Linked DNA regions of Homo sapiens: all the other regions are linked to region 2. The links are chromatin loops, found by intact Hi-C in ENCODE. Cell type or tissue: heart right ventricle. All regions are shown on one strand.

The links. A loop is a pair of places that touch in the nucleus more often than their neighbours do. Peaks named below come from ENCODE experiments on the same cell type or tissue, not always from the same donor. Only the 100,000 strongest peaks of a DNase experiment are listed, where the experiment ranks them.
Region 1: a loop joins it to region 2, with 2.2 times the contacts of the local background. A loop is called at or near these places in 14 of 110 quality-filtered maps.
Region 3: a loop joins it to region 2, with 2.4 times the contacts of the local background. A loop is called at or near these places in 3 of 110 quality-filtered maps.
Region 4: it touches region 2 in a loop (27-fold over the local background); 55 of 110 quality-filtered maps call a loop at or near these places.
Region 5: it touches region 2 in a loop (4-fold over the local background); 46 of 110 quality-filtered maps call a loop at or near these places.

What each region holds. Positions count from the first base shown.
Region 1 is chr3:43,361,500-43,366,499 of GRCh38, forward strand. ANO10 (anoctamin 10) reads right to left here. Exons shown (of 13, transcript NM_018075.5): 13 at 4,349-5,000. Among named protein-coding and RNA genes, the nearest start is that of SNRK-AS1, 12 kb to the left of the region's middle. In heart right ventricle, no CTCF peak of the experiment used is centred here; DNase peaks (open chromatin) are centred at 2,290 and 2,652; H3K27ac peaks cover 4,907 bases.
Region 2 is chr3:43,501,044-43,506,043 of GRCh38, forward strand. All of the region lies in intron 11 of ANO10 (anoctamin 10), which reads right to left. Among named protein-coding and RNA genes, the nearest start is that of ANO10, 120 kb to the right of the region's middle. In heart right ventricle, a CTCF peak has its summit at 2,227 (motif pointing left); no DNase peak of the experiment used is centred here; H3K27ac peaks cover 644 bases.
Region 3 is chr3:43,317,053-43,322,052 of GRCh38, forward strand. All of the region lies in intron 3 of SNRK (SNF related kinase), which reads left to right. Among named protein-coding and RNA genes, the nearest start is that of SNRK-AS1, 32 kb to the right of the region's middle. In heart right ventricle, a CTCF peak has its summit at 901; DNase peaks (open chromatin) are centred at 1,108 and 2,517; H3K27ac peaks cover 5,000 bases.
Region 4 is chr3:42,959,072-42,964,071 of GRCh38, forward strand. No RefSeq gene overlaps it. Among named protein-coding and RNA genes, the nearest start is that of GASK1A, 18 kb to the right of the region's middle. In heart right ventricle, a CTCF peak has its summit at 2,739 (motif pointing right); a DNase peak (open chromatin) is centred at 2,770.
Region 5 is chr3:43,229,410-43,234,409 of GRCh38, forward strand. No RefSeq gene overlaps it. Among named protein-coding and RNA genes, the nearest start is that of SNRK, 55 kb to the right of the region's middle. In heart right ventricle, no CTCF peak of the experiment used is centred here; no DNase peak of the experiment used is centred here; H3K27ac peaks cover 2,355 bases.

The sequences.
Region 1 (5,000 bases), 140 kb before region 2:
AGTTGCTCTTCAGTCTCCCTTAGGATGGAGACACCTTTGGTTTCTGTTTTCTGAGCCGGACAGTTATGTAAAGGGAGGTACATATCCACGTATCCACGTCTACCCTACTGTTGCCCTTCTGGTTAATTTTTCAGAAATATACAGTGATTTTCCTTGTATTGAGCACACATTAATTTGATGATTTGGCCAGAAGCTCTTCACACCTCAGCTGGTTGCCCAGGCCTGGGCCTTGGGAGACTTGGGGGTGCGTTTTCCTTTCTCCCACAGAGGGTCAGCTGGCCTGGATTTATTGAAGCTCTGCCTCCACTTCTTGCAGTGACTGCATCTATCCACCCCCTGGGCCGTGGGACTCTCCGGTGAAAACAGGAGGTAATAATGGGTGGGTGGGAATAATACAAGGGAAGGAGCCTCATAATCCATGTGCTCTGTGCCACTGTTTTCCCCTTTCACTGAAGAAATTCACCAGCACTATAAGATCTATCGAGGAGGCCACCTTTCTTGAGCCAAATGCAATCAGCGTGATCTGTGCCACAAACTTAGGGGACAAACTTCATCAGACCTCTCTTGTCTATCATGTGAGGCCCCCACATACCAATCAGCAGGAAGTCAAGGGTCTCCTCCCTGCTGAGTGGAGATTGCTGCCAACTCTGAATTGCCCAAGAATCTCCAAGGCTTACAGAGGATGGTGGGAGATGTCAGTCATCTAACGCCAGGTGGGGAAGAAACTGGTCTCTTGGGTCCCATACCTTGTTGCTCCTTTCTGTCCTGGATCCTGTTCAGGCCCAGGATGCTTGTGGCTCTAGATCCCTGGCAGCCCCATAGAAGCACCCCAGACCTGCCCCCATGGTGGCAAGTTGGCAGGGAAGGAGGCTGGCTCTGCAGGGGCCTTTAGCATCAGCTGCTCTTGGGCAGAAACCAGCAAGGCTCTTTAACCTGCTGTGGTTCTCGGATTTCAGCGTGCAACAGCATCCAATGCAAGCATTGTTAAAGATACAGATTCCTGGGCCAAACCATCACCATGTGGCTTCTCAGGCCTGGGTGGTGGCACTGGGCATCTGCATGGAACAAGGTCTAGGCGATGCTCTCCCAAGGTCTGTGGCCACACTCAGAGGAACGTGAGGCCCTGTTGCTGAGCCTGGCTCCAGCCACAAGGCCTTGATTTCAGGCTCCCTGCCCACCCTGGTGCAGGCCTTGACTGGGGCCCTGGGCTAGCGAACAAGACCTCCTAACTTTGACTCCTGGAGAGTTAGGAAGCGGCTCCCCACACCCTTCCACGGTGCCTACCTGACTGGTTCCCTTCCCAGGACCAGGAAAAGCATCTTCCTTCTCAAGTGGCTGTGGCCCATCTTGTGGTCGGGACAGAAGGGTGTTCCCAAGCCTGAGGACACAGCTCCCCTGGCTGTGTCCTGTTGGGCTTCCAGAGGTGCTGGAGGCTCCAGGTTCTGTCAGGTCCCTTGGATGGGGCGTAGAGGGCATGCAGGGAGGCCTGGAGCCTGGCAACCCTGTAGACTCAGCTACTGGCAAGAAGTTCACCAAGGCCCACACTGTCTGGCTGTTTATCAAGGCACTGGCCAGGCACTGTCCTTGCAGGGTCATGGGGTTCTTAAAACTTAGTAAGGACCAGTCTGGACCCTTCGGTCCTCAGTGTGTGGCCTTCGGCCTTCCTTCTTCCTGTTGCTACTTTTGTGCTGGAAGAAGGGCAGGAGCCACAGGGTTTGAGGCTGGGAACACGGGTCTCAGGTGCCGGGCAGAGCCTGTGTGGAAGCGGGGCTTGGCACAGATGGCAAAGGACAGATGTGGGTGGACATGGGCTGTGGAGAAATCACTTGAACCCTGCAAGCCTCAGGGTTCCTTTATTAAATGGGGACAACGTGAGGCAACAGTGACCCAGAGGGCTCTTGGCCATCCAGCTTTGCTGCAGGGCTGGTTGGCCATGAGCATTCGCTTCTTATTTGCTAGTGAAGCTGCTAAAATAAAGATTTGTTCTCAAGTCTGAGCTTTTGAGCTGCTGATGGGGAGTTTGGCAGTGTGGCCACCATGAGGGGGAAGGGTCCACTGCCTGATCCCCCTGCCCGGAGGCTGCAGCCCTGGGATGCTCTGGGGTTTCTGTTGGCCTCTGTGTGGGGCTTTAGTGCACTGGAGAGTGAGAGGAGCCGCCTGTGTGGAGTGGGACAGCCCTCCCCCATGGGGAGGGCACCTAGGAAATGTCACCAGCACAGGGCTCAACACGGTCTGCGCTGGTTGTGTGAAAGAGAAGAGTTGGGCTGTGAAGTGAATTGGGCCTGCGGCCAAACCCCCACTGGGGTCAAGTCCCAGTGACAATCTGTGGGACTTGGAGACAGCCTGTATCTCATGGCTTGAGGGAGGCAGGTTAGGGATGCATGCGACAGTCACGACCTCCCTGGCCACTTTTGAGGTGAGGCAGGAGCGCTCGGGCAGGGCTGTCTGCGCAGATACCGCAGGAGCCGCGGGGCACCTAGAGCCCGTCTGAGCAACTTGCAGGGGCGGGGGGCTCCCTGGGAACCCTTCTCCGAGGTCGCAGGTGGAACGGGCTTGCGCGTGAGAACGGGGCCTGGGCTTAACTCACTGGGGCCTCCCCCGGGTGGCCGAGGTTCTTTTCCCACGCCCTGCCCGACAGCTGCTCTCCAGCTGTCCTCCTTGGAAGCTGTCCAGTGCCGGGAGAGCTCTGGGCCTGGGATCCAAATACCTGGGTTCAGTCTCCTGTGGTTCCCTGGCGTGGGCCTCCCTCCTCTAAGCCATGAGGAGTTTGGACCCGGGTTCCGAAGCCTTTCCTACCTGCCCCTGTCCGTCCCTCAGGGGCCGCTGCAGTCTCAGCCTCCTGACTCTTGGCTGCTCTGTCTCTGGGCACTTTTCTTGGCCGGGCGCGGGGCTGGTACCTCCCAGCTCTTGGAAGCCATGGAGGAAGGCGGGCTGGAACCGTCGGGCGGGGGGCGGGGGGCGGGGGGAGTTCACCCTCTGGAGTCCTCAGGGGTGTCGGGGGAACTGGGTGGTCAAAGTGGGGAGGTTCTCTTGGGTAGGGTCACCAGGGGCCCCTAAGGCAGCACCGCCAGGGAGGGTGGGCCCGCAAGAGGCTCGTGGGGGGCGTGGTGGGGTTGGATCTGAGGCTGAGGTGAGGCCAGCAACGAGAGAACAGTGGGCGAGCCAGTGGCCAGAAGGGCTGGGGGATGAAGTGAGGTGCAGGGAAGGGGGTCCCCCAGGGTTCCAGGCGGGGACCGTGACCGCAGGGAATGGCTGTGTGAGGCCAGGGTGTGGGTGGGACGGCATCGGCCTAGATGTCTTCCTCAGTCCAACTTAGATGCGAGGGAGCTATAGAATGTGAAGCAGCAGACACGCTGTTCCTCTACCCCTACTCTTCCAACTATGCCATTGAGTCCTGAGCACCTGCGGCGTGCCAGATGGCACCCACGACAGGCCGGGGGATACAGAAGAGGAACTCGCCACAGCTCCAGCCAGCTAGAGCCTAGCAAACCGCGGCAACCTCCCCGTCCTGCCAATATCCCTTTTGACACAACCCAATTGGTTCCACATCCACCCTCCCCCGTGGCCTTGTGCCTGAGGTCTGGCCCCATTGGAGGGTCCCGTTCTCCCCTGTGCAGTGACTGGCTAAGGCTTAGTTAAGTGGTGTAGTTGTGCCCAATCAGACGCTGAGGAAGGGCAGATGGGCGGCTTCTGGGAAGGGCACAGTCACAGTGCTGGGAGGAGGCTACCTGGCTCTGCGGCACTGCAGGTGGCAAGTGATTTGGTGGCTTCACGTTCCGGGAATCCAGGACCCACTGGTTCACAACCAATTGCATTCATGCGACTGACTCCCAAAGCCGGGCTCTGGGGGATAGGGGGACACTAAGAGCTGGTGCCAAGAGCGCCATTTCAACCCTCTCCTTTCCCAGCAAACAGGCGCCCAGGCTGAAATGGAGTAAAGATCCTGGGTCTCAAGACTCAGGCCTATATTGGTGGCTGCCATTCACTGACATTTCCAAACATGAGCCTGTTCTAGAAACTGTCTGTCAAACACTGAACAACCGCCGAATAACAAGGCCCTGGAGTGGCTCATCCCATGTAAGGGCAGGGACAAAGCTCACTGACATGTGTCCACTCTGTAAAACAGAATGGGCTCACGGGACCAACACAAACACCCATGAAGGGGCAGACAGGGAGAGTCGGGACCTCCAAAGACAAGTGGTGCTTGAATTGGCTTGAGGAGGCTGCCCCATCTCTGAGGTGGAGGAGGGATCAAGATGCCCGACTCCTGAGGTGAGGGAAACAGGCCTCTGCCAACCAGGAAGCATGGCGGCCCTCCCCGCTCTTCACCTTCTCACCTTCTCCGGGTGGGCCAGGGCATCTGCTGCTGTCCGAGTGGAGGTGCCCACGGGTCTGTAGTGTCTTGGCTACAGCAGGACGGCCAGCGCTGGTGGGAAGGGCTGTATACGTGGGCAGCACTGGCCTACATGGCATTCTTGTGCCTGTGAATGCAGGGCAGTCCATGGACACAGCTAGGGAGGTGGGCAGCACCACTGGGCAAGGAGGGCCCTTTTCTCTGCAAGCCCAAGCCCAGGCCAGGGCACCAGGAGTGGCTGCTGGCCCTTGGCTTGGCACCATGGGTACACCCTGCATGTGAAAGCAGCCCTAGTGTCCCTGTAGGTGGGCACCACCAGCAGCAGTTCTCAAAAATGGCCCAGCCTTCAGCTACAAGCTTTGGTGCCTGGCCTCCAGCCAAGCCCCTCACCCTGGGCTCCTGATCTCACCGCTCCACCTTCAGTGACCTCACCAAGTGCTTCAGAAAAGGGAAGCCCATTGCGGTACCTATGTAGGCAGAAGGAGTCAGAGAGGTTGCCTTTAATAGCTCAGTTACTATTGTTTATGTTGATAAAGGGTCTGTTAATGTATTGCAAAAGAGAACCAGGAAAGAGGTCCAGTGTGGGAAGCACTGCCTTACTGTACCCCGCTCACTCTCAACTGAGGCTCCTGTGATGAGCACAGTG
Region 2 (5,000 bases):
TAGTATAGCTATGAAGAAATACCTGAGGCTGGGTAATCTATAAAGAAAAGAGGTTTATTTGTCTCATGATTTTTCAGGCTGTACAAGAAGCATGGCACCAGCATCTCCATCTGGTGGGAGCCTCAGGCTGCTTCCACTCATGATGGAAGGTGAAGGGGAGCCAGCTATGCAGTCACATGGCAAGAGAGGAAGCAAAGGGAGGGGAGGTACCAGGCTCTTTAACAACCAGCTCCAGCAGGAACTAACAGAGTGGGAAATCATTCGTTAGCACAAGGATGGCACCAAGCCATTCATGAGGGATCTGCCCGCATGACCCAAACACTGCCCATTAGGCACCACAACATTACAGATCATATTTCAACATGAGGTTTGGAGGGACAAACATCCAAACTATAGCAGGAAGTGTAAAATCTTATAAATTCCCAATACTTTAAAAAGACAATAAAACACAAAATGAAAAATCTAGAGAATCTGAAGCAGTGAAGGGGGTCTGAGAAATCATGAGGTCAAAGCTTCTTAGTAGAGAGGCAGAGGAAAGCAAAGGGAAGAGAGGTTGAAAGAGGCCAAAACACATTACCTGGATGCAATGAAGACTAAGATTGTTACCCTGACAAGAAAGACAGCTCATTATTCACTTTCTACTTTGCCACACAGCCCAGCATAATAATGTCCACACATGACTGATATTCTGCTGAATGGAACTAAATCTGTCCAGGGATTGGTGGAAAGAAATGTGGTGGAAGATGACAGTGAGTATTATGGAGAAGGGGAGGAGGATAGCCACAGACCCCAGCCAAGGAGCTATCAAAATGATCTGTCTCCAATTACTTCACCCACATCCTATTCTAAGCCACAGAGTACAAGAACACCAGTATCAACGATGGTCTCCGTTTGGTGATTTTCCACTTTTCTCCTTACCTCACACCCATAGGATGGCTACTATAAACAAACAAAACCAGAAAATAACAAGTGTTGGTGAGAATACGGAGAAATTGGAATCCTTGTGCATTGCTGGTGGAAATGTAAAATGGTACAACCACTATGCAAAACAGTATGGAAATTCCTCAAATAATTAAAAATAGAATTACCATATGATCCAGTAATTCCACTTCTGGGTATATATCTAAAAGAACTGAAACCAGCATCTTGAAGAGATACATGTATACCTATGTTTATAAAACATTATTCACAATAGCTGCTATAGTTTGTATATTTGTTCCCCCAAACCTCATGTTGAAATCTGATCCCTGATATTGGAGATGGTGCCTAGTGGACAGTGTTTGGGTCATGGGGGCAGATTCCTCATGAAAGGTTTGGTGCCATCCTTGCTGTAATGAGTGACTTCTCGCTCTATTAGTTCCTGCCAGAGCTGGTTGTCAGAAAGAGCCTGGCACCTCCCCGCTTCTCCTGCTTCCTCTCTCACCATGTGATCTCTACACACCAGCTCCCCTTCACCTTGCACCACAAGTGGAAACAGCCAGAGGCCCTCACCAGATGGAGATGCTTGTGTCACACTTCTTGTACAGCCTGCAGAACCATGAGCCAAATAAACCTCTTTTAAAAACAAGTTACCCAGCCTCAGGTATTCCTTTTATAACAACACAAATGAAGTAAAGCAACAGCTAAAAAGTGGATGCATCACAAGTGTTCACCAACAGATGAATGGATAAGCAAAATGCAGTATGTACGTGCAATGGAATATTATTCAGCCTTAAAAACTAAGGGAATTCTGACATGCTACAGCATGGATAAACCCTGAGGACATTATGGGAAATAGGCCAGTCACAAAAAGACAAGTACTATATGACTCCACTTATATCAGATACCTAGTATAGTCAAAATCATAAAGACAGAAAGTAGAAGGGCTGTTTCCAGGAGCTAGGTGGAGGGGATAATAGGGAGTTATTGTTTAATGGGTATAGAGTTTCTGTTTTACAAGATGAAAAGAATTATAGAGGTGGATGATTACTGTGGTTGCACATTATAAATGTATTTAATACCACTGAATTGTACACTTAAAATGGTCAAGACAGTAAATTTTGTATTATGTATATTTTACCACAATAAAAAAACTGGGAAAAAAGAAAAAATGCAAACTAAGGGAGAACACTACAGTTATGGATGTAGTGATCCAGTCATTGGTTAGAGAGATCCTTTTCTATAGGCAATAAAATCAAGCTGTTAAACATTACAGGTTTCAGAAATCAGAACAATATGGGCTCCCTCTAGTGGTTTAAAACACCTTTAAATACTCTCAGATACTGAAAGGAAGATTCTAATTTATTTTGATTTCTTGGTGATGGGTGGGGAGAGAGATCACCTAATTATTTTCTTATTGGGAAACCCAAGTCTCACAAGTAGATCACTACTAACATTCATCCCAATAGATGAGGAGAGGGGAGTAGGCCCATAGATCAAATGTGATGGCTCCAAAGCCACAAGGCAAGTTTATCTACTCCCTTCAGGATCCATCAGAAGCTTAAGCAGCCATGAATGAAGAGAAGGGGGCAGAGCTAAGCCATATGACAAGGAAGACAGCTCACTCCCCCTTTGACTAATATCGTTCTCTTTGTCCTATCACCATAACATAAAAAACGAATTTACTCATGTGGCTATGAAAACATCTCTGAAGAAACCAAATAAAATAGTTTCAAACAGGTTTCAGGCCAAGCCCAGCCTAAGTTTATAGGCTGCCTTGGCTGCTCTGACCGTTAAGATTTGTTTGAATTTCTCAGTGCTATCATACAAAGAGAGGTCTCATCACTTCACAGTCATTTATCCTATTAAAAACTGCATTCTAATCAGGTGATTTTTATGATTTGAAGGCTGAGAGAGGATTTTTTTTTTCACAGTATAGCAAATCTGAATAAGGCTGCCATTTGCACTGAAGCTTTCAGTCTTGTTATATAACACCTTGTTATATAAAGTGTTGGGGATTGGCTGGGTGTGGTGGCTCACACCTATAATCCTAGCATTTTGGGAGGCTGAGGCCAAGGCGGTGGATCACCTGAGGCCAGGAGTTCAAGACGAGCCTAGCCAACATGGTGAAACCCTGTCTCTACTAAAAATGCAAAAATTAGCCGGCACGGTGGCGGACACCTGTAATCCCAGCTACTCGGGATGCTGAGGCAGGAGAATCACTTGAACCCAGGAAGCGGAGGTTGCAGTGAGCTGAGATTGCACCACTGCACTCCAGCCCAGGCGACAAGTAAAACTCCGCCTCAAAAAATAAGTAGATAGGTAGGTAGGTAGGTAGGTAGATAGATAGATAGATAGATAGATAGATAGATAGATAGATAGATAAAAATAAAGCGTTGGGGATCTAAAGTGTGATCTACAGGTGAAAAAAAACCAGTGCAAATAAATCAAAGGCAAAGGAAAAGCATGAAATATCTCTGCTAAGAAATGTAAATAACAATTACGAAACAGATGGGCAATGTAATTGGTACCTAGCTGATTGCAACTGTAGCTATCTATAATGGCATAGTTTTCTGCCATTGCTAAGAGAGTTACTGTTCATAAAAAAAACAGATTAGTTTATGTAGTTTAGAGGAAAAAGCCTTTTCAACAAAATATCAGAGAAATGACAGAAATAATTATTTATTTATTTTTTTTTTGAGACAGAGTCTCACTCTGTCACCCAGGCTGAGGTACAGTGGCATGATCTCGGCTCACTGCAACCTCTGCCTCCTGGGTTCAAGGGATTCTCCTGCCTCAGCCTCCTTAGTAGCTGGATTACAGGCACATGCCACCATGCTTGGCTAATTTTTGTATTTTTAGTAGAGACAGGGTTTCAACATGTTAGCCAGGCTGGTCTTGAACTCCTGACCTCGTAATCCTCCCACCTCTGCCTCCCAAACTGTTGGGATTACAGGTGTGAGCCACTGTGCCCAGCAGAAAGAAAATTATTCTTGAATCCGTTTCTAAAAAATGTATCAACCAGTCCAAAGTTTCTTTCAAAGAAGATGGTAAAAATCTGAACAAAGTTCTTTTGAATTCTATTAAGTGCCATGAGAGTTGCTCTGATTTGCTTTACTAAAATTTAAGTAGAATGCATGAAAACAAAAGCAGCTTCTGGTATAGTATGAGATAGTGTTAGCATAAATAAAATGCCATCGAGTTTTTAAATACTATCTAAGTTCTATACTAAATAGCATGCCACTTACACTTGAAAATAAATGTAATTAAGTACAATGTTTATGGTAATTTCTATAAAATGTTGGGCATCAGATCCCCAGTTAGAATAAACATTTTCTGTCACATCACTTTTTCTATGAGAAAATAAGATTCAAATTAAAATTGTTTTAATTGTCAGAACATTTTTCTGCTGAGCATGAGGACTGTCTATAGGCTGGATTCCCCCAACACTATTTCACTAGTAAATCGACTAAGAAGCATGTGTTTTTCATGAGATGTCATCATCTACATGGGTTTACTCAGGTACCAGTGAAACCCACAATTATACCCCATCAAAGCCCTTTATGTGAGGCATGCTTCAAAACCTCAGTTGGCTTCCTTACTCATCAGGAATGATATAACACATTTTCTTCACGTGCTCTTTCCAGTAAGTCATCTTTCAGATCACAGAACCAAAACACTGTCATTTTGTGATAGATATTCCAGAGGAGGAGGTGACATACACATTCACGAAGTCAAGAAATGAAAAACTGTCAGCCAGTGGGTTTGAATTTGTTATTATTCTGCAGTTTTCACATCATTTATTTATGTTCAACTAAATAATATGGTCCCTAAGGGCAAAGATTATACTTTATTCTCCCTATAGGGCCAGGATATTATGAGTATGTATAATAGGGCTAAAAGATACTTGTGGAAGAAATTATTTTTATGTTTCAATCTGTAGCAGAGAGACATGTGCCTTGTTTCTCGGAACAGCTAAAAATGATAAAGGATTTAAGATGTAAATTATTAAAGAAACAAACAAAAAATATTTCCCCCAAATTCCGATGATGAATAAAATATGTTTAAGATATAGTGTTCCT
Region 3 (5,000 bases), 180 kb before region 2:
CCTTCCTGTAAAATCCTGTGTAAAATGACAAAAGTGCACAATTGATCATTGTAAGTTCTAGTACATGAACAAAAACCAAAAGTTAATATTTATATAAATTTCAAAGCAGAACTCATACGCTGAATCTGGGTAGTTTGTCTGAACTTCCTAATGGGGCTGACTGGCATAAGTGTGTGTATTTTAGAAAGACAACAAGAGAAAGGAGGGATTTTAGGGGCAGGTTTTCTTTCCTTTGTTCTACCACAGTTCTCTGATGTGGAAAGTTCCAGATGAGAGGAGGATCTGGGGCTTTGTGCAAGAGTATGTCGGGAATTGCAGTGGGGAGCAGCTGTAAGGAGAGAATTCCTTGGGTCAGCAGACTGAGGTAGCAGTTTCAGGTAACCCTTACTCATAAGGAAAACAATGTTTACCCTTTCTTTGTACAATTCAAGTTGGATCATATTATTCCTCTGCTGAAAACTATTTAGAGACCTTCCATTTCAGTCTGAATCAAAACCACCATCCTCACTGTGGCCAACACAGCCCAAAAGATTGGCATCTCCATTTCTTCCCAGACTTTCCTCTCACTACCTTCCTGGTTGCTCCTTCGGCTCCAGCCACGCTGCCTCCTTGCTGTTAGGCACACTCCAAGCCCGGTCCTACCTCAGGGCCATCCATCTCCCTCCTCTGCCTAGCCACTCTTGCCCCTGATTTTCTTGCCCACATGTCACCCCTCAGTGAGGCCTCAGCTTCTTCTCCAGAGGTGTAGGGCCCCAGCACTGCCTGTTATCTTTCCCCACTTGACTTGCATCTCTGGGCTCTGTTACCTCCATTTGTGAAATGGGGTTCATAGTTCCTGCCTTTAGGATTATTGAGGGGATTAGATGAATGAATACATGTAAAGTACTTAGCATAACGCCAGACACAAAATTAGCCCTCAGTCCATCAGATGTCACTGTCTCAGTGCTGCTGCTTTGGGAAACGTCATGGGATGCTTTATGTTTCTATGGTGTTGCTGCTGTGGTCCCAGAGGGACACTTAACATTAGATCCTGGCCTTATTTTCCTTTCCTGCCTCTTTCTCAATGTGGGAGGAAGAGTATCCGAGGTACCCTTGTCCCCTTTGGAAATTTGTCCTCGGGAATTTCTGAAATGTTGGCTGCCGTGGGAAAATGGGGAGGAAGGGCAGGCCTGGGACCTTTGCTCCTGTGGTTTTCTCACATGTTTTTAGTTGTATTTAACTTTCAGAATGTTATGTTATTTGTATTTAGGGAATAGGTTAACTTCTAAAGTAGGGATTTTTCTTTCTTTTTTAAAATGTTAGATAAAAAAAAATGAAAGTCTTGGTGTTTATTTGATAGCAGGTTAGTTTCTTAGAACTTCAGAAGGGCTTTTCAAACCACTCAAAACAGTAGCTATTTTAGTACAAAAATACATATGGAAGCTGAATCAACTTACATTCACCTTAGGTCATAACATGGGAAACCTTTAGGGAGTTGAAAATATTAAATTTTCTTTTTTTTTTTTTTAAACTTTTTGAGGTAAGAAATGTATGCCTGTTGAAGAAGAAAGATAAGTTTGCAAGACAAAAAAATCAGCATTAGAGCAAACTTTCTAACACAAATTTGGAATTGTGTTATTCGCATTGCATGTTGCCGAACAGACTGAACTGTTAAAAGTTGTTTTAGCGTTTTAGAATGTACTAAAGAATCGAGTCCGGCGTGGTGGCTCATGCCTTTAATCGCAGCACTTTGGGAGGCCGAGGCAGGTGAATCACATGAAGCCAGGAGAGTTCGAGACCAGCCTGGCCAAGCAGATGAAACCCCATCTCTACTAAAAATACAAAAATTAGCCAGGCGTGGTAGCGCATGCATGTACTCCCAGCTACTCAGGAGGCTGAGGCAGGAGAATGACTTGAACCTGGGAGGTGGAGGTTGCAGTGAGCTGAGATCGTGCCACTGCACTCCAGCCTGGGCGACAAAGCGAGACTTTGTCTCAAAAAAAAAAAAAAAAAGAATCAGTTTGTTTGTTTATATGCAGGCTGCTATGCTTGATCACTCTCTTGTGCTCACTGAGATGGGCCAGGTGGGACTAGTTAGTGACCGGTCTCAGTTCCTGGAGAGTCCCTGTCCCAGCATGTTAGGAGGTTGCATGTGTGGTCATCAGGTTGATCTATTAGCCTTATATAGGGTTGTAATAAGAAAGTATTTCTAGTGTAGTGTAAACAGTGCCTAATTTAATATTTTTAAAATTTTAATTTAGAATTATTTTAAACTCTGAAACCTAAGAAAAAACATTACAAGTTCTCAGCCTTTGTAATACTGTATCTGGTAAGTCGGAAAACAAGACCTTTTAGAGTGAGACGCTCTTCGTAGATATATCGAAATCTCGGCACCTGGAATGCAGCCAGGCACAGAGTAGGCATACTATTTTGCTGGGTGTAAAAATAAAAGAGGGGCTGTGGATGGCTAAAAAAGGAGGATGATGAAGTTAGGAGAATGCATGCCCTGATTGCTCTTTCTCTTTGGAATTGGATGGGGCGGTGCCAAGCCTGCCTCACTCCAGATGGCTCACTTGTCCCCCTTGCTCAATAGTAAGGTCCTTGAGAGAGGGGACCATGTGTTTGTTTATATTTTGTCAGTGTCCTGTCACCTGGCAAACGTAACAAGCTCATAATATTTATTTAAATTAATGTTAACAGAGATGAACCAAGGAAATGAAGATTACATTAATTGTGGTCACCCTCTGTGGCTCTTCCCAATCTCTTTGCTGATGTCGTAATTCCTTTTCCTTGCCTTGTATCTGTTATATTTAATGAGTCCTAGACTCTTAGAGGACCCAGTGAAAGCTGTGATTCCTGTTTTCAGAGAGATACAAACATGCATTTTGGGTTAGTTTCAGAGGTGTTTATTGAACACTATGAAGCCCTTTTTTGGATCTGATCTTGCAAGCTTATGAGGTTGAGAAACAAGTGGACCCGCAACTATTTGGATGAACACAAACAGTTTTGAAATAAGCTTTGGAACATAAAATACACATGTAAAATAGTGTTCTTATTTTTGTGCCTTTGAATACGTGACTCATTCATTGCTGTTTTATATACTAGATCTCCCATTTTCCCTATTGTGTTTTAAATTTCATGGATATGACTTGAGTAGGAGATTGTAATGGAAAATTGGAGGTAAGGTTATAAATGGGTCTGTTTCCAAAGGAAACATCAAGTCATTGGGTACAGTATTCTTTTTATTTCCTAAAGTCAGACAGACTTGTAGATGTTTGGTATATTTTATATGGTTTTCTTAAAAACCCATTTTGTATAACAGAGTTCGTATGCGTCAACTCTCCACTGACATTTGGAGGCCCTTGTTAGGGTTTAAGAGAAACAACATGGATTGGGAGCTCCAGTAGGTGGAAGGAAGCCCCTGAGATGGTGTGACTGATTCATCACCACGTTCCAGGTTGTGATTCTCAGCTTTGTATTCAGTAGTGATTAGTTTCTAGAGGACTGAAACTGGCTTAACAAAGTGTTTTGTATATATACTAATGAATACACTAGAACACCAATCAGTTGATTTACAATGAGACGTATTAAATGTTAGTCAACGCCAAGCTTGTATTGTATCAGAGTAGCTGGGTTTTTTTTTTCCCCAAATTTACCTATTTTCAGAGTTTTAATAAGATATTCTACCAAAAAAGCCTGTTTATTAGTGCATAATGTAAGTTGATTAGGTTTAATCATTTTTAGGAACATTTGTGATCCATTGAAACTCCTGAGGTCACACTTTTAAGATTCTTATATGAATTTTTGCTTTAGATCTAGAAAGGGCTCTTCATGACTTTGAATTTTAGCTCATGTATTCCTGTTACTCCCAAAACTTTACAAACATGATTTTTTCAAGGTTTTTTTTTTTTTTTTTTAAGTTATTATAGCAGAACCTTCATTTGGCTGAAACCCATTATGTTCCATCTGGAGGCAGAAGATTCTCTTGGTTTTAGATTAGTTCTAGTTTTGTACTCAGTTATCAGTTTGTGAGGTGAGGTACCTTGCCCTGTATCCCATTCAAGGCTGTATTATCAGTGTCAGTAAACAACTTCATAAGAATTTCTTGGGTTTACCATCTAGCTTCAGTATCAAAATGAATTTATTAATTAGTAGAGGCAAGAATAGAGAGAGAACTTGAGTGTCCCCTGACTTTGTAACCTTTGACTCTTCCAGCTGTTGTCAGGAGAACAAAGGGGACAGCTTTTCTTATGGTAAGGAGTCTTTCCAAAATTGTTTTTATGTTACTTTATGTAAGATAAACAATCTTCAGAATCCTTAGCTATCCATGAATCTTACCAATTAGAGGACTGCCTATTGATCATTTACCAGTTTTTGAGTTGTCCTAAACCCAGGAGAGCACCAGGAGGCAAGCAAATAAAGACTCCTGGTAGATGAAATGGACTGTCCTAAGTGCATGTACAAAGCTCATGTATTTTGCTCGTAGCTGTCATTCAGGGTCTCACTCAGACCCTTATTTAGTTAATTTTACGTATAATTCTAGCAAGTTCAGTAAATTCGTATTTCCAGCTGTCAGCTGATAGGTAACAGGGACCTCCTAAAGTCAAGTGCCCTGACTGATAGCAGCAAGATGAGAAAGAATCATGAAATCATCATCAAAAACTTAAAAAACACGGTGTGCGCCTCTCCTTGCCACCTGAAGTCCGAGTGTTTAACAGTGCTTATGGGCACCTCTGGAGGTAAGGCGAGGCGCCTACTTACCATGGAAGCAGCTCTAAAAGGGGAATCTTTGATGGAAGATAAGATGGAGGCATCTTTTAAAGCCAGGTGGTTGTTACTTTCTGTGTGACTTAATGAGCAGGTGAATTTTGGCAAGTCCCAGGACACAAAGTGCGGTGGTGCTGTCTCACCTAGGTCCCTTCATTGCCAACTTTTTAGGTTTCATTATGATTATATCTCAGCACCTAGCACAGCGCCTGGCAAATAGTGCTGCCGCACATTTGTTGAATATACATATCAGT
Region 4 (5,000 bases), 540 kb before region 2:
ATTAGCTCCCTCTCCCCTTTTTAAAATTTGATGTTTGATTTACTATTTGTAAATATGTATACTATATAGTATTATACAGCAAACTTCCCTGTATTTACTACTTTACCTGCATCTCCAAATTTTGTTACCTTCGTAACAAATATGTATACTATATTGTATAGTATAGACTATTTTGGCATCCATGCTCGCGAATGATATTGGGCTCTAAATTTTCTTTTTATACTGTCCTCATCGGGTTTTGTGCTATCAAGATTGTGATAGCCTCATACAATGAGTTGGGGAGGATATACCTTTTTCTTTCATTCTCTGGAAGACTTTATGTAACATTGGCATTGTTTTTTCCATATTAATTTTGTGGAAGCCCAATTGAATGCTTCTGGGCGTGGAGATTTCTTTGCAGGAAGATTTTAATTACAGATGCAGTCTATTTCATAGGAAGATTTCAGATTTTAAAAATTTTCTTTCTGTTGTATTTTTCTGAAAAAATTTTCATTTCCTGTTAAACTTGTAAATGTAGTGGCGTAAAGTTATTCATATTATTTTATTTTTAATTATTATAGAATCTGCACTTATGTCTTTTTCATTCATGAAAAAGAGGTTATTTGTGACCTCTCATTTTTCTTGATCAATCTCACTAGAAGTTTATCCATGCTATTTGTCTTTTCAAAGGACTTTAAATTTAACTTTAATCTTCTTTATTGTATGTTTGTTTTCCCTTTTATTAATTTTTGCTCTCATCTTTACTAACTTCTTCCTTCTATCCTTTGTTTTTGCTTTTCTTTTTCTAACTTGGGCTAGTGTTTAACTGTTTAGTTTTCCACCTTTTTATTTTTTAATATATGAGTTTAGGCTGTAAACTTCTCTGTATTTACTACTTTGTCTGCATCTCCAAATGTTGCTATCTTCATTTTCATTCAGTTCCAAAAATTTTCTAATTTATATTATGAATATATTCTTTGATCCATTTGTTATTTAAAAGTGTATTTCTTAATTTCAAAATACATGAGGATTTTCTAGTTATTTTTTGTAACTGATTTCTAGCTTGGCTGAATACTTTTAAAATAATATACTCTTATGATTTCAGTCCTTTGAAATATGTTGCGACTGTACAATGGACACTTAATTTTAAGAAATGTTCCATACTTTAAAACAACATATATATTTTGCAATTTTTGGTTGCAGTATTCTATAAAGATCCATCAGGCCAACTTTGTTTTATATTCTTCAAATCTCTTATACCTCGACTAATATTTGTCTGTTTGTTCTATCGTTATTTTAACCTCTCCTATTGCTTCTGGATGTGTCCGTGTTTCCTTGTTTGCTTGGTAAACTTGGAGGCCATGTTTTCGAGTCTGCAGAGGGCCTAATGAGTTGGAGCTGGCATGACTGAAATGTCAGTGGATGGGTAGGCTTCATGCCACTGTCTGTGGTCCTGAAATGTCGTGCTCAAGATCCATTTTTAATTTTTTCTCCTAACCTGGGACAGCAGTGGTTCCTATGGATTCTTGCAGGGATTCTGAGACTGGGTAGGGGAAAGGTAACAAGTTGGGGAGAAAGGAGAGAGGAGAGAAACAGACAAGGGATCAGGAAAGCAGAGTTGCCAAAGGATTACCAGGGAGAAAAAAGAGAGGTTGTTATTTTGAAATGTTTTCAAATATTCCTGGTTGACAAAAAGGAAATTATTACTTTTGCAGAGAAAGTTTTGAGGGCTTTCCCCTATTGCTTCCCACAATACCCTCAAATGCTACCCTTGTGAAGATGGGTATTTTGTATCCCTCAAACACAACAGAAAGCTCAGCTTCTTGCTCTGTGAAGTCCAGAGGTGACCCTGCTCAGACTCCATGCACAGCATCCTGTTCTCTTTGGCTAGAATTCCTCTCCCCAACCCCCCATTTATAGTCCATCTGGAGAACTACTCATCCTAAACACTCTTTTGGCTCAGAAGCCCTGGAGGCCTTAGCTCATCAACTCAGGCAAGTTGAATTCCTCTTTCTCCTCCAGGTATCAAGAGAAGCCTGCTAACTCCTTTCTCATAGCTCTGGTTATATTATTCATGTTCATGACTGTCTGTTGCCCACCTAGAGATACTTGCGGGCAGAGGACTGGTGTTCTAGTCATCTTTGTCACCCTAGCCCCATACACAATTATTGGCACATAGGAGGTACTTAATATGTATTGAATCGAGTGAGTGAAATGATTTCTGAAGTCAGTGGATATATCATATATTGGACAGTTGAATCACTTTTATATTAGTTTGCTCAAAAACATTTATTAAGCTCATTCTCCATGCCAAGCATCATGTTTGGTGCTAAGATTACATCTTTGAACAAACTGTCCTCATATTGTTCAGGAAAACCCCTAAGTAGATAGGCAGCCATATATGGTAGAAGACAGGAACTGTGACAAGAAATATATTTTTATAAATCCCACATTGAGAGTTCAGCTGGCAGTAAATAGGAGTAGGGTGGGGTTTGTGCAGGTTAAAGTCTATAAAATGCCATGGCAAGAGGTTGAATTAGAGCCTGATTATGAAGTTAGGAGGCCCAAAACACAGTGGGCACATATTCACAGATCTTGTTGAGGAACAGATGGAGGGATCAACTGTGTTCACTGCCCTTTATTTATCTTATTTCTCTCTCCACCCCTGTGAAGCCAAGACATTATACAGTAGCTAGGAAAGACTCACGGCTGAATCTGGGCATGGAACAACTTCCATATGGAATGTTGGCCACTTGGTGGTGCTATTTGCTTCTTCAAATTCTCGTTATTTAAAATATTTCTTTCTTGTACCGTTGATTCTGGGATCAGCCTGGATGTGTCAAACACTGCCTGCCAGGCTTAGAGCTCAGTGCATTTCTTCCCTTTTATTCCTGCTGATGGGATTGCTGGCCATGACCGGTGAGAGGAATCAAGGAACCCATTACTATGAGTTCTCAGGATTCATCTTCAAATCTCAAATGATGTGGTCAATTAAACCAAATTAAAAACAAGCTCTTGTTAAAAGCAAGTTAAAAACAAGCTCTTGACCTTGAGAAGAAATGATTGGTATTAGGAAGACTGTTGAGCTGATACTGCCCTTCATTCATTCTCTACCCTGGTGCTTGGATACAGGAGCAAAGTAAGAAAATAATCACAGCTTTATTGAGGGCTCTATGAGCAAGGCTTGGTGAGGATGGAAGAGAATGGAGCTATCAGTTGATGAGAACCTACTAGGTGTTGAGCTCCTTACATTCATTGCCTATTTAAAACTTTCTAACAACTTCATGTGTAAGCGTTGTCCCGATTTAAAAAAAAAAATAGATGTGGAAACTGAACCTGGAGAAGGTGTGTAATTTGTCCAAGGTTGCACAGGCAAAGGGGCAAAATTCAGCTTTAAACCCAGGACTGTTTCCACAGCTCCAAGTTCCCTTTATTCATGGGATTTGTAAGATGGAGCCCCTGCCACTGTAGCATTTATAACTTACTTTGGAGAATAAGATTCCTGAAAGTACGTTTAATAAAAAAAAAAGATGTCCAGCTATGTACGGCAGCTCACGCCTGTAATCCCAGCACTTTGAGAGGCAAAGGGGGGAGGATAGCTTGAGGCTAAGAGTTTAAGACTAACCTGGGCAACATGGCAAGACCCTGTCTCTAAAAAACAAAATTAGCCAGTTGTGGTGGCATGCACCTGTAGTCCAAGCTACTCAGGAGGCTAAGGTGAGAGGGTCGCTTGAGCCCAGGAGTTTGAGGCTGCAGTGAGCCATGATGGCGCCACTGCACTCCAGTGCAGAGTGCAGGCTACAGAATGAGACCCCATCACAAAAAAAGAAAAGAAAAAAGACGCCAACAACTTAATATTAATGAAAGATATCTTTGCTGACATGTAAATGGTCACAATATATTGTTAAGTGAGAAAAAGCAAGCTTGAGACTAGCAAGGTAGTCTTTAGCAGAGGCAAATATTGAGATTTATTGTACCCTCCACCCAGATCAAGGTAGCATAGAAGGCTTCCTCAAGTTTTCTTACAGTCAGTCTCCTCCCAAGGGTTAGATATCATTATGATTTATATTACTATAGGTTAGTGTTATCTATTCTACATATAAATAAAATCATTTAATATGTACTCTTTTATGTTTAGATGCTTTCACCACAATATATCTGTGAGATTTATCCATGTTGTATGCAGCAGAGGCTTTTTAAAATTGCTGAATACTCTTCCATTGACTGAATATACCACAAGTTGATGGATATTTGGTTGGTTTTAGGTTTGGGACTATTGTGAATAAAGCTAGTATGAACATCCTTTTATATGCCTTTGGGATAACTTATTCAGTACTCCTTTTTGGAGAGAGATATATTATGTATATGTATCTATTTACATATGTATATGTAAATAGATACATATACATAATATATGTATATGTATGCTAAACATATGCCTACCCTATAATAAAACAATTCCATTCACATATATATGTATTTGTATATATGTAAATATATAGCCTGTATGAAAAAGCAAGCTTGAGACTAGCATAATTAATTTGGTCGTAATACACACTTTTTTTGGTCATAATATACACATACGTAATATACACATACATATATATGGGAATGGAACTGTTATAGGGTAGGCAATTGCATTTTTTACATATTGAAGGTTTATGACAAACCTGCATTGAGCAAGCCTATCAGCGCCGTTTTTCCAACATCATCTTCTCACTTCATATCTCTGTATCACATTTTGGTAATTCTTGCAATATTTTAAAGTCCTTCATTGTTATTACATCTGTTATAGCAATCTGTGATCAATGATCTTAGTTGTTAGTATTGTAATAGTTTTGGAGCACCATGACCCTCATCCATATAAGACGGCAAAGTTACTCAATAAATGTTGGGTGTGTTCTGACTGCTCCAGGAAGCAGCCATTTTCTCCATCACCCTCCCACTCCTCAGACCTTAATAATATTTAAATTAGGCCAACTAATAACTATAAAATGGCCTCTAAGTGTTCAGGTGAAAGG
Region 5 (5,000 bases), 270 kb before region 2:
ATGTAATATTCATGGTGGCTAGCAGTAATGCACGATATACATGGAATTGTCGTAGGGGGGTGGGTCGATACTTGGGTAGTACCCAAAATTGCCTCCTCATGAAAATACAGAGAGTAGTTTAAATTAGAATCTTAGCTTTGGGCGCTGATGGTAAAGTCAAGTACTTTTTCTCTGAGTTGCCCTTGGAAGGAGGTCTTCATTTCTGGCTTATAAGGCCGGTGTATTGGTTTATACTACAAGGGCAGGTTCATTTGAGTATCTTATTTTCGATTAAGGAGGCGGTTGGTATGAGGATTAGAATTGTAGTAAAGTATAATACGGAAACAAATTTACAAGAAAAAAAAACCCCATTAAAAAGAGGGCAAAGGACATGAACAGACACATCTCAAAAGACATTTATGTGACCAACAAACATTTGAAAAAAAGCTCAACATCACTGATCATTAGAGAAATGCAAATCAAAACCATAATGAGATACCACCTCACACCAGTCAGAAAGGTGATTATTAAAAAGTTATGAAACAACAGATACTGGCGAGGCTACAGAGAGATAGGAATGCTTTCACATTGTTGGTGGGAATGTAAATTAGTTCAACCATTGTGGAAGATGGGGTGATGATTCATCAAAGACCTAGAACCAGAAATACCATTTGACCCAGCAATCTCATTACTGGGCATATACCCAAAGGAATATAAATCAATCTATTATAAAGATACATGCATGTGCATGTTCATTACAGCACTATTCGCAATAGCAGAGATATGGAATCAACCCAAATGCCCACCAACGTGATAGACGGGATAAAGAAAATGTGGTACATATACACCATGGAATACTAGGCAGCCATGAAAAAAATGAGATCATGTCTTTTGCAGGGACATGGATGGAACTAGAAGCCATTATCCTCAGCAAACTAATGCAGGAACAGAAAACCAAACTCATAGGTGGGAGTTAAACAATGAGAACACATGGACACAGGGAGGGGAACAACACACACTCGGGCCTGTTGGCGGGGGAGTGGGGAAAGGGAGAGCATCAGGAAAAATAGCTAATGCATGCTGGACTTAATACTTAGGTGATGGGTGGATAGGTACAGCAAATCACCATGGCACACATTTACCTATGTAACAAACCTGCACTTCCTACACATGTATCCTGCAACTTAAAATAAAATTAAAATTAAAGTTATAAAAGAAGTCATTATGTAAAAAAGACACACGCACACGCATGTGTATAGCAGCACAATTCACATTGCAAAGATATGGAACTAACGTAAGTGCACATCAACCAATGAGCAGATAAAGAAAATGTGGTATATATATATACCATGGAATACTACTGAGCTAAAAAATGAGTGAAATAATGTCTTTTGCAACAACTTGGATGGAGCTGGAGGCCATTATTCTAAGTGAAGTAACTCAGGAATGAAAAACCAAATACCATATGTTCTCACTTATAAATGGGAGCTAAGCTAAGAGGACACAAAGACATATAGAGTGATACAATGAACTTTGGAGATTCAGGGTTGGGAGAGGTTGCAGGGGAAGGGATAAAAGACTACACACTGGGTACAATGTACATTGTTCTAGTGACGGTGCATTAAAATCTCAGAATTCACCACCATAGAATCCATCCATGTAACCAAAACCCACTTGTACCCTAAGAGCTACTGACATTTAAAAAAATAAATAAATAAAAATATGTCTAATTTGTTTCCTGTGACTGATTTTGAGATCCCAAAAAAGCATATGAGAAAATATGTAACTATAAAAGAAGATAGTCCTTCATCCCATAGCAATAAACTTCCACATAAGTGTTAAGATACAAATCTTACTGTCTTATAGCTCTGCCTTCAACATGATGGAACACAAGTGTCCTGGCACATTGATGTGCATGCAGACAGGTGTATGTGCTCCATATTGTTGCAGATAAAAATAGCTCACAAGCTTGGAAAAACAATCTGCTTTAATCCTTGGATTTTGGAAAAACACTTGTAGCCAAGAGCAGAATCTCATTTTTGAAGATAATTGGCATTTCCCCCTCAACCACAAATATTTCAAATATTTAAATAAGCTTGATAGCATGCAGAGACAACTCCTCAGGCCCAAGTCCTTGTGACCATGGGAATTCGATCTTTCTCCTTTATCTCTTTCTACCCTCTCAGAGCTTTCGGGTGCTGTGATAGAATCTGTAGGATTATCAAGATTTAAAAAAAATAAGCTACTTAGCTATCAGGCAAAAAAAAAAGTCATTATGCCTTCTTTTTTGAGGTAAAGAGCAAGATAGGAAATATTTTTTATTAAAAAACTGGCAAGAGGAAAGCTAGTTGACTGATGAAGTTTCCAACCGTGTGGGTAACCTGTTTAGCTAGGACCAGATGGTTGAGAGAGCTGATAATGAAATACAATGTCTTCTCTATCTAGGTCAGCACTGAATCCAGCCTAGGTCACAAATAACAGACAGTTGTTTGGCCAGATGCGTGTTCAGAGGCTGATGGAAATGAAAGGATGTCCTGGAACACGGACATATCTGAATTTGGTTCTAATTTGGCTCCTTTTTTGGCAGCCTTCGGTTCTGAGTTCTCAGATGGAGTTGTAGTGGAAGAAAAGCTTTCTGTACAGGACAGGTCTATAATTGTGGTTCTGTTCCAAAAGATTATAGCATATCATTGACTTTCCAGAAATTTGAAGAAAAACATAGTGTCCACCATGAACTAGAATGTAGGGAATCCCCTCAGATACAGTAGACAAGAGTGTAAGTTATTACAACTTTTCTATAGGTTATTTGACCATATATATCAAAAACTTCTAAAAACTTGCAAAGCATTTGCCTAGTATTCTACTTCTAGGAGTTTATTCTAAGGCAATAATCAAGAATGTGCCATAAGATCTTGTTTTTAACAATCATTTAAAAACTAGAGCAGCATATTAATCTTATCGCTCAATAAGAGGGGATTTTTTTAAAAATGGTGATGCAATGGGATATCTTCAGCCATTAAGAACAATATTTCAAATGTATATTTATTAACGTAGAAAGTGCCAAAATTGGTTATAAAATAGCCAGACTCGACTTTTCCTTTTTTTCTTTTTTTTTTTCTGTAGAGACAGTCTCGCTCTGTCGCCCAGGCTGGAGTGCAGTGGCGCAATCTCGGCTCACTGCAACCTCCACCTCCCGGGTTCAAGCAATTCTCCTGTCTCAGCCTCCTGAGTAGCTGGGACTACAGGCACAGGCTGCCACGCCTGGCTAATTTCTTTTGTATTTTAATAGAGATGGGGTTTCACCTTGTTGCCCAGGCTTGTCTCGAACTCCTGAGCTCAGGCAATCCTGCCGCCTCAGCGTCTTAAAGTGCTAGGATTATAGGCATGAGCCACCGCGCCCGGCTGACTTCTCCTTTTAAAAAAAGCTTTATATACACACATATGTATATATATAATACATATATATAGTGCTTAAAAAATAAATTAAAAGTTAGCCACGATTAACCCTGGGAAATAGAAAAACAGGCAATTTTTGTTTCCTTTTAAAAATTATCTATTTTCTAAACTTTTTATAGCAAACAAGTGTTTACTTGTATGTTTTTTGTTGAAATGATATTTAAAAACAGAAATTAAGAGTTTTTCAGAAGGATTTGACTTAGCAGCCAAAAGGCAAGACGGTGGAGGTGTAGTTCAGGGAAGAAAGGAGGTCTGTGAAAGGAAGAGGTGACCAAGATTCTGTCCTCTCTCACGGGAACTGTGCTTCTAAGGAAGTCAGCCCCAAACTCCCATGGAATGACTTTGCTGTGGAATTAAGAAGCCTCTATGGTCTTTCCACAGCAACACAGAGACATCTGTGTTTTCAGAACTTCCAGGCTGCTCTCAGCCGGCTCCCTAAGGAGAAACCTTCCCCTCTGAGTGTTGGGGTGGAGTGAGCAGCTCCCAGGCAGGAACAAAATCAGGCCACCTGTCCCTTTTTAAAAATGCTCTTCTTGGCTTATTTCTCATCCTCAGTGATTTAAACATTAAATTTTCTAATCCCCCAAGAAGGTTCTTTGAAAATATGAAAAGAACCCATATAATCTGTCAAGAGAGAATAGAGCCAGTAAAAGGAGACTTCTTCTCAGCTTTGTTGGTTTCAGGTATTATCTCCTGACAACAGATGTCTCAGACTGGGGGGCCAGGCATGGCAGGGGAGCAGGTGTGTGGGGTTGGACAGGACCCAGCTCTGTGGCTGATGCCCCTTTTCCTCTTTGGTCCTCTGAGGCCTGCAATAAACATCTCTCTCTCTCTCTCTCTCTCTCTCTCTCTCTCTCTCTCTCACACACACACACACACACACACACACACACACACCTTTTAGCACAAGCATGTTCTCAAAAGAGAGTGCAGCAGTCAAACCGAGAATGAGTAAGTCCACTCCAGAATGCTAACATCAGCTCAAAACCCAAGTAAGCCAGCAGCCCAGCCTTGGTTTTCAAGACACCCAGGTAAAAGGAGAGCTGAGATGATGTACATAGTTTCCATGCAACAGGCTCCTGGCCTCCTCCATGGCAGAGTGTGGAGTCAAGAAGACATATGTGTTTAGAGGTGACCATGCCTACAGCTGAGAGACCTACAATAGACCAATGCAGCTGTCCCCTGGCCAGACTCTGCTTACCACCTCTTGGTGCCACAGGGAAAGGGGCTTTGGGAACACACAGGGCTGATCCTAAAGAACTTAGAGGCCAATAGCACACTTTATGGAGCTGCTTTGGATTCAGTTACATAAATTCTTGGAATCTTAGTGCTTTGTTTGTAAAGTGGAAATGAGACCATAAACCCAGGGAAGTTGTAGGGATTAACTGAAGCGATTCAGCCAGAGCATCTAGAAGTGTCTCATGTAAAAGGTTTACAGTACTTGGACTGAAAAAGACTTTCGGAGTCCTATCTTCTGACCTAACTTTCCAGTGCCGAAGATTGCAAATCCTCTATCCCAATATTAGTTTTCCCTATCTAAACTGGGTAAACAGCTCCCTGGAATA